4 separate regions of the Homo sapiens genome follow, and all the other regions are linked to region 1. The links are chromatin contacts, found by Hi-C or POLR2A ChIA-PET in ENCODE. All regions are on one chromosome and are shown on one strand. Each heading gives the region's core, a stretch centred on a gene start or an enhancer-like site at or near the end of the contact. The rest is flanking DNA. Distances are from core to core; before and after follow the strand shown. Region 1 holds the start of ZNF589 (zinc finger protein 589). Region 2 holds the start of ELP6 (elongator acetyltransferase complex subunit 6). Region 3 holds the start of PTPN23 (protein tyrosine phosphatase non-receptor type 23). Region 4 holds the start of NDUFAF3 (NADH:ubiquinone oxidoreductase complex assembly factor 3).

Region 1 (3,310 bases), core at 383-2,882:
AAAAAGAATCCAAAAATATTAGCGGGGTATGGTGGTGCGTGCTTGTAATCCCGGCTACTCAGGAGGTTGAGGCAGGAGAATCGCTTGAACCCAGGAGAGGGAGGTTGCAGTGAGCCGAGATGGCACCACTGCACTCCAGCATGGTAGACAGAGTGAGACTCCGTGTTCTTTTCCCTAAAAAAAAAAAAAGAGTAATTGGGGAAGTTGTGCTTCAAAAGAGTAATTGGGGAAGTTGTGCGTCTTAGGGCCTCTGGAATAATGGCTGGTAATATTTAGAATTCCAGCCCTTCTCATCCTAATTTGGTGGCTGGTGGCCTTTCATTCATTTTACAAGAACAGTTTAGCCCTTGGGAAGGGCTATTATTTAAGCTATAAACTGAATTCCTTCCCAAGGCTACTTTGGCCTATGCCCAGAAGTGGACAAAGACAGTTTAGAGGTTGAAAGGAAGATGAGGTGGGTTAGATCTGATATCTTTTACTGTCATTGATAAGGCTCTGATGACTGGAGGAACACCAGGGTCCTTGGTCTCTGATAGGCTTAATAACACAGACACACGTGGAGTGGTTTTAAGGAGCGAAAAGTTTAATAGGCAAGAAAGAAGGAAGGAAGACGAAAACAGCTCCCCCATACAGAGACAGAGGGAGCGGGGATTCCAACAAAGAGAAAGCGCCGTGTGCGGAAAAGTGGCTGCTTATCTGAGGATGCTGGAGGAGGCGGTGTCTGGTTTCCATAGGGCTCAGGGGATTAGTTTGATCAGATGTGTCATTTATGTGGCAGCCAAAAACCTGGCCCTCCCACCCTAGCTTTTTAATATGCAAATGTAGGGCTCCATGAAGTTCTACACACGTGGGAATATGTGGGGGGTGGCCATGTTGCCAGGCACATGTCAGGGCAAAGAAAAGGACGGCGGGAATCGCCATGTTTGGGTGCGTCCAGTTTCTAATGGCCTGTATTTCCATATCAAAGCTTGCCATCCTGCTCTAGGAGCCCAGGCTTTCCTGCTAGACAAGAAACCTTTCTGGAGCTGCTTTAAAAGAAACAAAAACTTCCCAAGGACCCCTTTCCTTCTCTATCTGCTTAAAATAATTTCTTAATAACTCCTATAACATCATAATTTCCTTAGGTATAATTTTGCAAAGGCGGTTTCAAAAGCTCTTTGGGGTCCTCAGTAATTTTTAAGAGTGTAAAAGGATTTTAACAACAACAAGTTTGCGAACCACTGTCCTTGAGAAGCTCTCCATGGATGCGCATGAGTCTGTCCAATTGGAGTCCTGGTGTATTTCTACATTAGATACCACACAGCAGTGAACACACAATGAACAGGTCAACACGTGTCATTATAGAACTGCGCAAAAGAGCTAGTAGCAGGCATTGTAAGTGTATTTATATAATGTTTACAACCATGGAAAACAACACTATATTTTGCTTATGGGTACCTGTGGTAAGCACAACCCCAAATATTGCGGCCGAGGGGGACCTAGAAGGTCAAAGTGCGCCTCAGCATTTTCTCTCGCCCTGCACAAGCCGCATTTCGCCCCGAGAACTACGCTTCCCGGCAGGCTGCGCGCCGCGCGGTGACGCACTTCACCCAGTCCTGCTTCTTTCTTCTGGCGCCGCCAGTGGCCCGCGGTGCGCATTCTAATCCGTTTCACACACGGTGCTGCTACCTCGTTTGCTTCGTGCGTGCGTGCGCGCGCAGATGTGGGCCCCGCGGGAGCAGCTACTGGGCTGGACTGCGGAAGGTGAGTCGGGGCCGCGAGATCGCCTCCCCCATTCGGTGCTCCAGCCGCAGGCGCCGCGCAGGCGTCGGCCGTATCCACCAGGGATGCGCGTGGGGTGCGAGCTGTGTGAGGCGCTGACTACCCCTACAGCGGCTCTTACTCCCCTGGGGGGCCAGGTTCCTCCCTAGGTGTCCCGTACAGTCTCCACGGTGCTCACTCCACGACTCTTCACCGGGCATCCTGCACTTGTGCACTCCGGCAGTCATTGGCCATAAATGGCTGCTGAGCATTTGAGATGTGTGGAGTGCAACTGAAGAACAGCATTTTGTATTATTATATTATATCATATTTATTTTGAGACGGAGTCTCGCTCTGTCGCCCAGGCTGGAGTGCAGTGGCGCGATCTCCGTTCACTGCAATCTCCGTCTCCCGGGTTCAAGCAGTTCTCTGCCTCAGCCTGCCGAGCAGCTGGGATTACAGGCGCCCTCCACCACGCCTGGCTAATTTTTGTATTTTTAGTAGAGACGGGGATTTCACCATGTTGGCCAGGCTGGTTTTGAACTCCAGACCTCGTGATCCGCCCACCTCGGCCTCCCAAAGTGCTGGGATTACAGGCGTGAGCCACCGCGCCCGGAGTATATTATATTTTTATATTTTTTGAGTCGGTCCGGAGTGCAGTGGCGGGATCTAGGCTCACTGCAGCCTCCGCTTTCCCAGGCTCAAGTGATTCTCGTGCCTCAGCTTCCGGAGTAGCTGGGATTACAGGCGGCGCCTCACCACCCCGGCTGTTGTATTTTTAGTAGAGAGGGGATTTCGCCATATTTGCCAGGCTGGTCTCGAACTCCTGGCCTCAAGCAATCCACCCACCTTGGCCTCCCACAATGTTGGGATTACAGGTGTTAGCCACCCCACCCGGCCCAAAAGACTTTTTTTTTGGAGACAGAGTCTTGCTCTGTAGCCCAGGCTGGAGTGCAGTGGGCGATCTCTGCTCACTGCAACCTCTTTCTCCCAGGTTCCAGCGATTCTCCTGCCTCAGCCTACCAAGCGGCTGGAATTACAGGGACACGCCACCACGCCCGGCTATTTTTTTGTATTTTTAGTAGAGGCGGGGTTTCATCATGTTGGCCAGGCCGGTCTTGAACTCCTGACCCCAGATGATCCACCTGCCTCGGCCTCCCAAAGTGTTGGGATTACAGGTGGGAGCTACCACACCCGGCCCCAAATGACTTTGGATGTAACAACAGGAACAGTCTAGAACAGGGCTGGGCAAATTTTTTTCTGTTTGGTTTTTTTAGAAACAGGGTCTCCCTATGTTGCCCAGGCTGGTCTCCAACTCCTGGGCTCAAGGGATCCTCCCGCCTCGGTCTCCCAAAGTGCTAGGATTATAGGCGTGAGCCACTGCACCTGGTCTTGCAAACGTTTTCTTTTAAGGGCCAGGTGGTAAATGTTTCAGGCTTTGTAGGCCACACGGTCTTTGTTACGACTAGTGGTCTGCTGTTGTGTGAAAGCAGCCAAAGACCATAGGTAAACGAATGAGCATTGCCGTGTTCCAATAAAACTTTCTTTATAGACATTGAAATTTGAATTT
Region 2 (3,164 bases), core at 435-2,934, 730 kb before region 1:
ATTCTTTCACCTGGCCCTAGGCTGACTTTGGAAGTGCCAGTGGTAACTGGCAAGGTAATCAGAGTCATCTGGACAAGAACTGCCTGGCAACTAAAATCCACAAGGATCTACTGAAAGCTACAATTTGGCGCTATGGGGTCATAAAAAGGCTTTAGACACTTAGTATCCTGGTTGCCTGGAGGAGTTTACCATTTCATTAGGAAGACAAAGATTATGAATAAACCAGGCTGGGCGTGGTGGCTCACGCCTGTAATCCCAGCACTTTGGGAGGCAGAGGCGGGCGGATCACCTGAGGTCAGGAGTTCCAGACCAGCCTGGCCAACATGGTGAAACCCCGTCTCTAACAAAAAATACAAAAAAAAATCAGCCAAGTAATTAGCCCGGTGTGGTAGCGCACGCCTGCAATCCCAGCTACTTGGGAGGCTGAATAAGGAGAATCACTTGAACCCGGGAGGTGAGGTTGCAGGGAGCCGAGATCGCGCCAGTGCACTCCAGCCCAGGCGAGGGAGCGAGACTCCATCAAAAATAAATAAATAAATAAATAAGCCAAAAGATACACTCCTGAAAGAGGTTACTCCTACGTTAAAATGTGAAAGGTTTCAAGGTACCCCGGAGTGTGAGGAGGGTGGAGAGAACAGGCCAGCCTGGGGTGCCCAAGACGGACTTGGTCCAAGCCAATTTGGCTCTGTCCTGCTTCTAACAGTTCTATTAGAGATCACAAGGAGGAAGAGTAAGAAGAACAGCAGCGTTCAATACAATGTGCCAATTGCTCCGGGGCGAGGTGGCGGTTAGGAAGCTCGCCCATGAAGACGGCGGCGAAACGAACTCCCCTCTCCTCTCGGGCCTATTCTGCAGTCTCCTCTGAGCGCCTGGGACCCCCCACCCCAGTGAACATGCACAGCGCGCCACAGTTCACGTCCGCGAATATAACCCAACCCCACTGTCGGCCATGCTTCCCAGGTACTTTTTTTTTTTTTTTTTGAGGTGGAGTCCCGCTCTGTCGCCCAGGCTGGAGTGCGGTGGCGAGATCTCGGGTCACTGCAACCTCCGCCTCCCGGGTTCAAGCAATTCTCCTGTCTCAGCCTCCCGAGTAGCTGAGATTACAGGCATGAGCCACCACGCCCGGCTAATTTTTGTATTTTTCGTAGAGACGGGGGTTTCACCATCTTGGCCAGACTTGTCTCGAACTCTTGACCTTAGATGATGCACCCGCCTCGGCCTCCCAAACTGCTGGGATTACAGGGGTGAGCCACCGCGCCCGGCCGCTTCCCAGGGACTTTTAAGGACACGCACAGCCGTTGAGAATATGCGAGATGGCCCAGAAGCCCACTTTCGGCGGGCCCAAGCCTCCAGTCCAATCCCCGGGTCGATCCTCTGCGGACTACAACTCCCAGGTACCCCGTGCCGGGTCGTCGCGCCATTCCCCGGGGTCGTGCGCACCGCCTCCCGGATGCAGTATTCCGCTGCCCTGCCAGGTCCCGCCCCCTTCCGGCCAGCGGGACCTCTTACCTGCTCCGCCCTGTCGGGGGTGGTGTTAAGCAGGTTATTAAGTTCCACGAACATTCCGAGCTCCTGGGACTAGCGCTCTGGAGGAGAACCCGGAGTGCTGCAGAGACGACGGAGGCTGGAGAGCAAAACACACCCGACAGCCCGGCTCGCGCAAGGAAGCGCGCATGCGCAATGCCACTTTTGCGAGCCAGCCACAGCCAATGAGGCGGGTGCCTCGATGGGACCGCTGCGCACGCGCGTAGACGTCCGTCGAGTCCCAGGTGGTAGGAAACGATGGGCTTCTCTGTGCGACTGCCAGCGGCCTCTGGCGGCTCATTCCGCGCAGATCTGCGTGGCGCCCGAGCCCTCCCAGTGGGCCCCCAAGGCTCCACGCGACCGAGTATTCTTCTTCCCTTGGCCTCGCTCTCTGCCCAGCCCCGGGCTCCTTTTCTCCACACGTGGCTGTCAAGCGCCTTCTGTATGCCCCACACTCCTGGGAGCTTGGGCTACATCGATGAACAAAAACAAAGGACAGGGAATTTATTATTATTATTATTATTATTATTATTATTATTATTATTTAATTGAGACGGAGTCTTGCCCTGTCGCCCAGGCTGGAGTGCAGTGGCGCGATCTCGGCTCACTACAGTCTCCGCCTCCTGGGTTCACGCCATTCTCCTGCCTCAGCCTCCCGAGTGTAGCTGGGACTACAGGCGCCCGCCACCACGCCCGGCTAATTTTTTGTATTTTTAGTAGAGACGGGGTTTCACCGTGTTAGCCAGGATGGTCTTGATCTCCCGACCTCGTGATCCGCCGGCCTCGGCCTCCCAAAGTGCTGGGATTACAGGCATGAGCCACCACGCCCGGCCGACACGGAATTATATCTTGAAAAGTTGTGTGGAGAAAAGCAAAGTGGGATTAGAGAGTACCAATGGGGGCAGGGGTAGGTTCCAGAATTAAAGAGGTTGTCAGGGTGGGTCTCACTAAGAAAGTGTGGTTGCGGCTGGGCGCGGTGGCTCACACCTGTAATGCCAGCACTTTGGGAGGCCTAGACGGAGGGATCACGAGGTCAGGAGTTCGAGACTAGCCTGGCCAATATAGTGAAACCCCCTTCTCTATTAAAAATACAAAAAATTAGCCTGGCGTGGTGGGGGGCGCCTGTCATCCCAGCCACTCGGGAGGCTGAGCCAGTAGAATCGCTTGAACCTGGGAGGCAGAGGTTGCAGTAAGCCGAGATCACGCCATTGCTCTCTAGCCTGGGCAGCAGTGTGAGACTTCGTTAAAAAACAGTGTGGTTGCAACACGCCCTGTATGCCTGTCCTCAGAGCCTTTATACTAACTCTTCCCTCTTCCTGGAATGCCCCTTTTCCCAGATATTAAGCTGATTTTAAAATTCCCCACTTCCTTCAGGTCTCTGCTCCGATGTCACTTTATTCGTGAGGCCTTCCCTGAGCACCTTACTTAAATCACAAACTGTCCCTTTCCCAACACTTCTTTTTCCTTGCTTTTATTTTTTTCCATAACATTTATATCTATTATACCGTATATAGTTTTGTTCTAGCCCAATCAGCCTCAGATCAGTGGACAAACCTGTAATTCCACCAAAGTCAAGTTTATTGACAGTCACTAAAATAATTGTTATATGATTTGGGAAAGAGTCGAATTCAGGTGAAATT
Region 3 (3,134 bases), core at 497-2,996, 860 kb before region 1:
AAAGGGACCTGGGCTCTACCTTGTGGGTGAAGCCTGTCTTAGAATCCCAGATCCCACCCACATCCCACGGTCTCCATAATTTTTCTTTTTCTTTTCTTTTTTTTTTTTTTAACACATGGTTTCACTTTTGTCGCCCAGGCTGGAGTACAATGGCACAATCACGGCTCACTGCAACCTCTGCCTCCCGGGCTCAAGGTTCCTCCCGCCTCAGCCTCCTGAGTAGCTGGGACTACAGGCGTACATGAGCCACCATGTCCTGCTAATTTTTATATTTTTTGTAGGGACGGGGTTTGGCCATGTGGGCTAGGCTGGTCTTGAACTCCCGGGCTTAAGCGATCCGCCCGCCTCGGCCTCCCAAAGTGATGGGATTACAAGCGTGAACCACCGCACCCGGCATCGTGGTCTCCACATTTCATCCAGAACGAGTCAAAGGCCTTGACCTCGAGCTTAACACGGACCTGAACCTTTGCTCTTCCCTTGTTTTCCCTTATCAGTAAACAGCCCCACAGCCACCCACCTGCACAAGCCAGAAGCTTGGAAATCATATTCGACGTCCTCATGCCCTTACATCCATCCATTCCAAGTTCTGATACTTTTGTCTCCAAAATATTCCTCAAATATTTCTCAAAGTGGGCAAAATATTTCTTTGCTCACTTTTTACTTCCCTCTGCTCCAAGCCACAATCACCTGTCTCCTGGAAGACTACAAAAGGCTCACTGATCTCCCAGCTCGCACTTTTGCACTCACTATCTCCAGGCCATTCTCTGTTATTTCTATTGTTACTATTATTATTTTGAGACGGAGTCTCGCTCTGTCGCTCAGGCTGGAGAGCAGTGGCAAGATCTAGGCTCACCGCAATCTCCGCCTCCCAGGTCAAGCGATTGAACCTCCAGCCTCAGCCTCCCGAGTAGCCTATTATTTATTTCTAAAAGTAGGTGATACAGCCATATGATTTAACAATTCCTGCTCTATAGGTCCCCTCTCCAGAGGCAACAGGTGCTCTCCATTCCGTGGTCTCCTTCCAGATACTGTGGGCGTCCCTGGGTGCTCACCTGGCCGTATACCTTCCCCCACCCACTTCCCCACAGGGCCCGGGGCCTCCTCACTCCGCTTGAGACCCTCCATCCAGGCGCTCCCTCCCTATCGTCCGTCTCCCTTGGGCACTGCCCGGCCTCCCAGGCTGGGCTGAGTAGGCCAGTCTCCGGTCAGTGATTCTGTTCCAAAGCTCGAAAGCCTTCGCAGCACTGGGACTGAAACCCCCAGCTCTCAGCCCCGACTCCTTCAGGCCAGGTGCTCCCTCCGCACCCTCTCTAAGGCCCGTTTTCGCGTCATCTCTTTCCAGCGGCCCGCCCGCCACGTCATCTCTACCACAGCACCAGTCCTCCACGGCTCTTGACAATACGTGGGAGGGCAAGTTCATAGGTGAGGTCTCATGCTCTTCCTAGGAGGGAGGAGCGCGGCGGGCGGGACCCGCAGCTGGGCTTGGCCCGGGAGCGGGGAATAAGCTCGCTCCGCGCCTCTCAGTTTAGTGGATGAAGACTACTATCCCAGAAGCCGTTTCGCCTCGGGCTGGCGAGCTCCTCCCCGCCCTACTCCCTCCGCGCGAAGAAGACTGAGCATGCGCAACAGGGACAGCGCCTGCGCAAAAGACTACGCGAGCGGGTGGCTGGGTTCACTGCAACTCCCGGCAGGCCGCTGGCATTTTTCATTCCCTCCCGTGACCAGTGACTTCCGGCACGAAGGGGCGGGGCTGGGCTCGTGGCTGAGCCAGCAGCTGCAGCAGCTACGGGAGTGGCCGGGTGGCCGGCGGGTGCCAGCCGCCATGGAGGCCGTGCCCCGCATGCCCATGATCTGGCTGGACCTGAAGGAGGCCGGTGACTTTCACTTCCAGCCAGCTGTGAAGAAGGTGAGCTTGCCTTCCATCTTCCCCCCTATCCGCCGCGTATCTCCGTCGTCTGCAAGCGCGTGACGCCCCCCTGCGCGCCCATCACCTCCTCAGGCCCGGTCGCAGGGTCCGGTGAGGCCAGGAGGGGCCTTCGCCGGTTTTCCTCAGCCTGTCCCACACCCCGGCGCCCGCAGGCCATTCTTCTCCTCCCCGATAGCCCCGTGCTAGCACCTGCATCTTCATCTGAACCCGGTTCCCGACTTCTGCCCCGAGTCATCCGCTGTTCCCACTGAGGCAGCACACTTCCTCCTTCTGACGCTCGGACCCAGTTCTGCCCCGCCCCTCCTCCATGCCAGGACCGCCCCGCGCGGGAGCGGTGGGCGGCCCTGACCGTGCGGATTCTTTTGCTGCGCCCGGCCCTCGGTGCGCTGTCAAGTCCACGCCCGCCTGGGACAGACACTGGGGATGGCTCAGGGGCGTGTGTTTAAGACGTGAGCCCCGGTGGCCCAGGGAGATGCCCGACCCCTGCGGTGAGGGTTTGTTTTACAATTGCTGCGATTCTGTATGGTCTCCCATTCGGGAGTCTCTTTGGACCAAACAATACAATCCCACGACATTTTTAGGAGGGTTACTGCTTTTCGTAACCGACTGGAGGGCATAAACAGTGTTGTAGAGCTCAGAGAAATCTTACTGTGTTGGAAGAACAGACGGGCAGGTTTGGCGTTGACTAAGGCAAGGAACTTCTGTGGAGAGGTTCAGGTGTGGTGATTGAACACAGGTGCCCTCCGAGACATCCGCTGTATTGGTAGCACTGAGGGCTAGAGCAGAAATGAAAAGGAACAACCAGGAGGCCGTCGCAGGTGGGGGGCCTTGTGGGCTTAGCACAGCAGATGCCAGAGTAAGCCCCAATCTAGATGGTGCACCACTTAGCGAGACGCTTGGGAAGACAAATAGGAAAAAGAAAATGGGTTTGGAAGTAGTTTCCCAAGAAGCTGTCTCCCCTCTAATCGCCATACACCATTGCCTTAGTTCAGACAGTGTTTGAGTCCATCATCTAGCCTCTTGGGGCCAGGAAATGAGGGTAATTGATCCAAAATTCTAGAATTTTGTTAACGGTTATCCAGACGTTGCTCTCTTCTTCATCTGCTGTTTCTTTTTCCTACCTTTTTTTTTTTTTTTGAGACGGAGTTTCGCTCTTGTTGCCCAGGCTGGAGTGCAATGGCACGATCTCGGCTCACCGCAACGTCAG
Region 4 (3,377 bases), core at 421-2,920, 780 kb after region 1:
CGCCAATCCTCCCCAGGGTTCCAGAGATGGCCACCAGCCTCGGCTCTCCCACGTCTACACCCATCACCTCCAGCCTGAGGGCGCAACTGAGAGGAACTGAGACCCAAGCAGCTCAGTAAAGTATGTCTGGGGGTCAGGGGCACCCCATCTGGGCCAGGGCGCTGCTCAGGCAGGAGAGCAGGGGACGAAATCCAAGCGCAGCTGGAATGCTCTGGAGACAACAGCTGCTTTTGGGATTCCGTTGCCCGCTGTCCAGCCGTTGGCGGGGGGCGGGGGAGCTCCTGCCCCCAGGTCACTCGCCCTGGGGCCACATCAGAACCCGCCCATCCCCAGTCCCAGGAGGAAGACCCGGGAGTAGGTTGTGAAACGGAGTCTAGAGGGAACAAGACGCTCACCTGGGCCACAGAACAATAGAAGGGGAGGTGGGGGCCTCCCCTGGGACCGGGTCCCGATCCGGATTAGATCCGTGGGGCAGGATTAGCCCTGTTGGTCCCACGAAGCCTGGGCCACTGGTGCGGTGACGGTGGTGGGGCGGGCTTCGGAATCCGTCAGGAGGGAAGCGCGCCCGTGGGGCCGGAGAGGAAGTAAACCCGCGCGTCCACCTCGGGGACACCCCCGCGCTCGGTGGCCTTTGTCCGGTGACGCTGCCAGCGCCCGGAGCACCAGGGGCCGAAGGGGTCCACAGAGCAGCCGCGGGACCCCCGGAAACCCATTGCGACCGGCCCCAGGAGACCCACCACCAGGCTCCCACTGTGCCGAGCTTCCCGCTCGCCCGGCCCCGCGGGTAGCGAAAGCGACAATGTTCCCCTGAGGCCACGACAGAGCCGGCGTGCCGAGATGCCCAAACCCCGCGCGGGGGCCAGCGACTCTCGCGCCAGTAGGCCCTTGACTTGGATCAAGACGGGGGACGGGGGACTCCCAGGACGCGAGCAGAGTGAACGAGGACAAGGTGATGCTCCACGCGCTTCTACTTCAAGTCTGGTCCGGTTCGGCCTGGTCTGGGCCAGCCGAACAGCCACCCAAACACTATCACAGCTTGCCCTTCCGCTTGCTCTGGCTGCCTGCAGACTTGGAGCCATTTTAAGGAGAAACCACCTGGCCACGCCCCCTAGAGAACCCGAGAAGCCAATCCACGCTCGGCCACGCCCCTCTCCGCGCGCTGCGGAGAGGCCAACGGTCGCGCGGGTGACGGTTAGGGCGGGGCGTGCTTCCGCGTCTAGCCGGAGAAACTTGAGCCGGCTGCCCCGCCCACGGTGCCCGAAGCCCCAAAGGCTGGAATTAGGGGCTAGAAGTCTGGCACCCACCGCCTGGCCAGGTGTTCGGGACGCGACCAGGTGGGCGGTCGCCCCGCCCCGGGAGCGCGGCTTAATAGCTGAGAGCCCGGGGGCCAGGCCGCGGCTGCGGCCCAGGCAACGCCCTGAGGGTGGCCACGCTGCCAGGTGTTCCACTCCCCCGGGACTATGGGCAAGGGCCCGGGGCGGGGAGGGCGGCAGGTGCTGACACTGGAGCTGCGCCGGAGGTCGGGGAACTCGGCCTCCTAAGACTGAGGACACTCGCCTGCTGGGCCGGTCGAGCTGTGCGGTGCCCTCCGGGACGCAGGGGGCGCTGCAGCCACGCTGGGTCAGGCTCCGCAGGGCCCTCCCAACCCGGGGACTAACGGCGCCGGTGACGACTTCGCCGCGCGTTGGTCAGCCATGGCCACCGCTCTCGCGCTACGTAGCTTGTACCGAGCGCGACCCTCGCTGCGCTGTCCGCCCGTTGAGCTTCCCTGGTGAGCTTGGACCCCGCGCCCTCGACCATCCAGCCCCCTAGGGCCGGCGACTGCCAGCCCAGCACCTTCCGGCCTCTCGGGCTGCCCGGCCCGGCCCCGCGCCCCTGACCCTTTCCCTCCGCAGGGCCCCGCGGCGAGGGCATCGGCTCTCGCCGGCGGATGACGAGCTGTATCAGCGGACGCGCATCTCTCTGCTGCAACGCGAGGCCGCTCAGGCAATGTACATCGACAGCTACAACAGCCGCGGCTTCATGATAAACGGAAACCGCGTGCTCGGCCCCTGCGCTCTGCTCCCGCACTCGGTGGTGCAGTGGAACGTGAGTCCTGGCCCGCAGTGTGGAAACTGAGGCCCAGAGTCACAGGCCCTCACCCTGCTTGGTCCCTGCAAACTTGGCTTTCCTCTGTCTCCTCCTGCAGTGGATGGAGATGGGGAGAGGCTGCGTGGATTTGTCGTATTAAATGTGCCTCCTCCCTGCACAGGTGGGATCCCACCAGGACATCACCGAAGACAGCTTTTCCCTCTTCTGGTTGCTGGAGCCCCGGATAGGTACTGGGGAAGGGGAGGGAGAACAGAGGTGTTCTGGGCCCCAGAAGGCGACCCCCACTGCAGCCTCTCAACAGAACTGTAGACTAGCCACACCCACCCTTCCCTAGAGATCGTGGTGGTGGGGACTGGAGACCGGACCGAGAGGCTGCAGTCCCAGGTGCTTCAAGCCATGAGGCAGCGGGGCATTGCTGTGGAAGTGCAGGACACGGTGAGTCCCGGGACTGGGGCATGCTGCGGGGAGCACAGGCCTGGCGCTAGACAGGCTGATGCTGGCCTTTTCTTTGCAGCCCAATGCCTGTGCCACCTTCAACTTCCTGTGTCATGAAGGCCGAGTAACTGGAGCTGCTCTCATCCCTCCACCAGGAGGGACTTCACTTACATCTTTGGGCCAAGCTGCTCAATGAACCGCCAGGAACTGACCTGCTGACTGCACTCTGCCAGGCTTCCCAATGCTTTCACTCTTATCTACCCTTTGGCACTTATCTTGCTTATCAACATAATAATTTATACACTTCTCCCATTTTGTATCAGGTGTGTTGCTGGCCAGGAGCTGATGGCTCACTGGGCTCTTGGAGGGGAATGTGAAGAAACCAAGGAGTCACTTTTTCATCTAGATTACTTAGGATTCCTTGACTTTTCAGAAGTCGGGAAGCAGTATGTTTGCCTGTTGTAGACCTACTTGCTCACATGCAGATTTGAGAGGACCTCAACGGCTTTTCTCACAAAATCGCTGATTGTTTTTCTTTTTTTGAGATGGAGTCTCGCTGTCGCCCGGGCTGCAGTGCAGTGGCGTGATCTTGGCCCACTACAACCTCCACCTCCTGGATTCAAGCGATTCTCGTGCCTCAGCCTCCTGAGTAGCTGGAATTAGAGGCCCCTACCACTACACTGGGCTTTTTTTTTTTTTTTTTTTTCTGGAGATGAGTCTTGCTCTTTCGCCAGGGTGGAGTGCAGTGGCGCAGTCTCAGCTCACTGCAACCTCCGCCTCCTGGGTTTCAGTGATTCTCCTGCCTCAGCCTCCTGAGTAGCTGGGACTAGAGGTATGCATCACCACGCCCA

Evidence for each region. Hi-C counts contacts between places; a loop is a spot of excess contacts on that map. ChIA-PET counts read pairs that join two places held with the same protein, here RNA polymerase II (POLR2A). Pooled maps may share reads with other maps.
Region 2: a loop to region 1 is called in a map of CD8-positive, alpha-beta T cell, with 15 times the contacts of the local background. The contact joins the promoter of ELP6 here to the promoter of ZNF589 in region 1. A Hi-C loop is called at or near these places in 1 of 168 maps with a recorded cell type or tissue (CD8-positive, alpha-beta T cell) and 9 of 50 pooled maps. POLR2A ChIA-PET finds 5 or more read pairs at or near these places in 1 of 52 experiments (activated T-cell).
Region 3: a map with no recorded cell type shows a loop between it and region 1 (20-fold over the local background). The contact joins the promoter of PTPN23 here to the promoter of ZNF589 in region 1. A Hi-C loop is called at or near these places in 1 of 37 single-sample maps with no recorded cell type and 6 of 50 pooled maps.
Region 4: a loop to region 1 is called in a pooled map, with 21 times the contacts of the local background. The contact joins the promoter of NDUFAF3 here to the promoter of ZNF589 in region 1. A Hi-C loop is called at or near these places in 1 of 168 maps with a recorded cell type or tissue (B cell) and 7 of 50 pooled maps. POLR2A ChIA-PET finds 5 or more read pairs at or near these places in 1 of 52 experiments (MCF 10A).

The regions. Positions count from the first base shown.
Region 1 is chr3:48,239,472-48,242,781 of GRCh38, forward strand. It overlaps ZNF589 (zinc finger protein 589), which reads left to right and starts at 1,633. Exons shown (of 4, transcript NM_016089.3): 1 at 1,633-1,743. The coding sequence starts at 1,701. RefSeq lists enhancers at 788-1,082, 1,400-2,317, 1,508-1,802.
Region 2 is chr3:47,512,028-47,515,191 of GRCh38, forward strand. ELP6 (elongator acetyltransferase complex subunit 6) reads right to left here and starts at 1,685. Exons shown (of 7, transcript NM_001031703.3): 1 at 1,510-1,685. The coding sequence starts at 1,563. RefSeq lists enhancers at 1,100-1,209, 1,540-1,649.
Region 3 is chr3:47,379,275-47,382,408 of GRCh38, forward strand. PTPN23 (protein tyrosine phosphatase non-receptor type 23) reads left to right here and starts at 1,747. Exons shown (of 25, transcript NM_015466.4): 1 at 1,747-1,906. The coding sequence starts at 1,823. It overlaps PTPN23-DT (PTPN23 divergent transcript), which reads right to left and starts at 2,218. Exons shown (of 1, transcript NR_185912.1): 1 at 1-2,218. RefSeq lists enhancers at 1,133-1,810, 1,320-1,379, 1,550-1,769, 1,811-2,486.
Region 4 is chr3:49,020,451-49,023,827 of GRCh38, forward strand. It overlaps NDUFAF3 (NADH:ubiquinone oxidoreductase complex assembly factor 3), which reads left to right and starts at 1,671. Exons shown (of 5, transcript NM_199069.2): 1 at 1,671-1,771; 2 at 1,896-2,088; 3 at 2,252-2,318; 4 at 2,426-2,526; 5 at 2,606-3,045. The coding sequence starts at 1,695. The coding sequence ends at 2,722. MIR191 (microRNA 191) reads right to left here and starts at 259; the gene lies at 168-259. It also overlaps a transcript of DALRD3 not described here. RefSeq lists an enhancer at 758-1,527 and silencers at 1,043-1,245, 1,282-1,471, 1,692-1,791, 1,832-1,951, 2,012-2,061.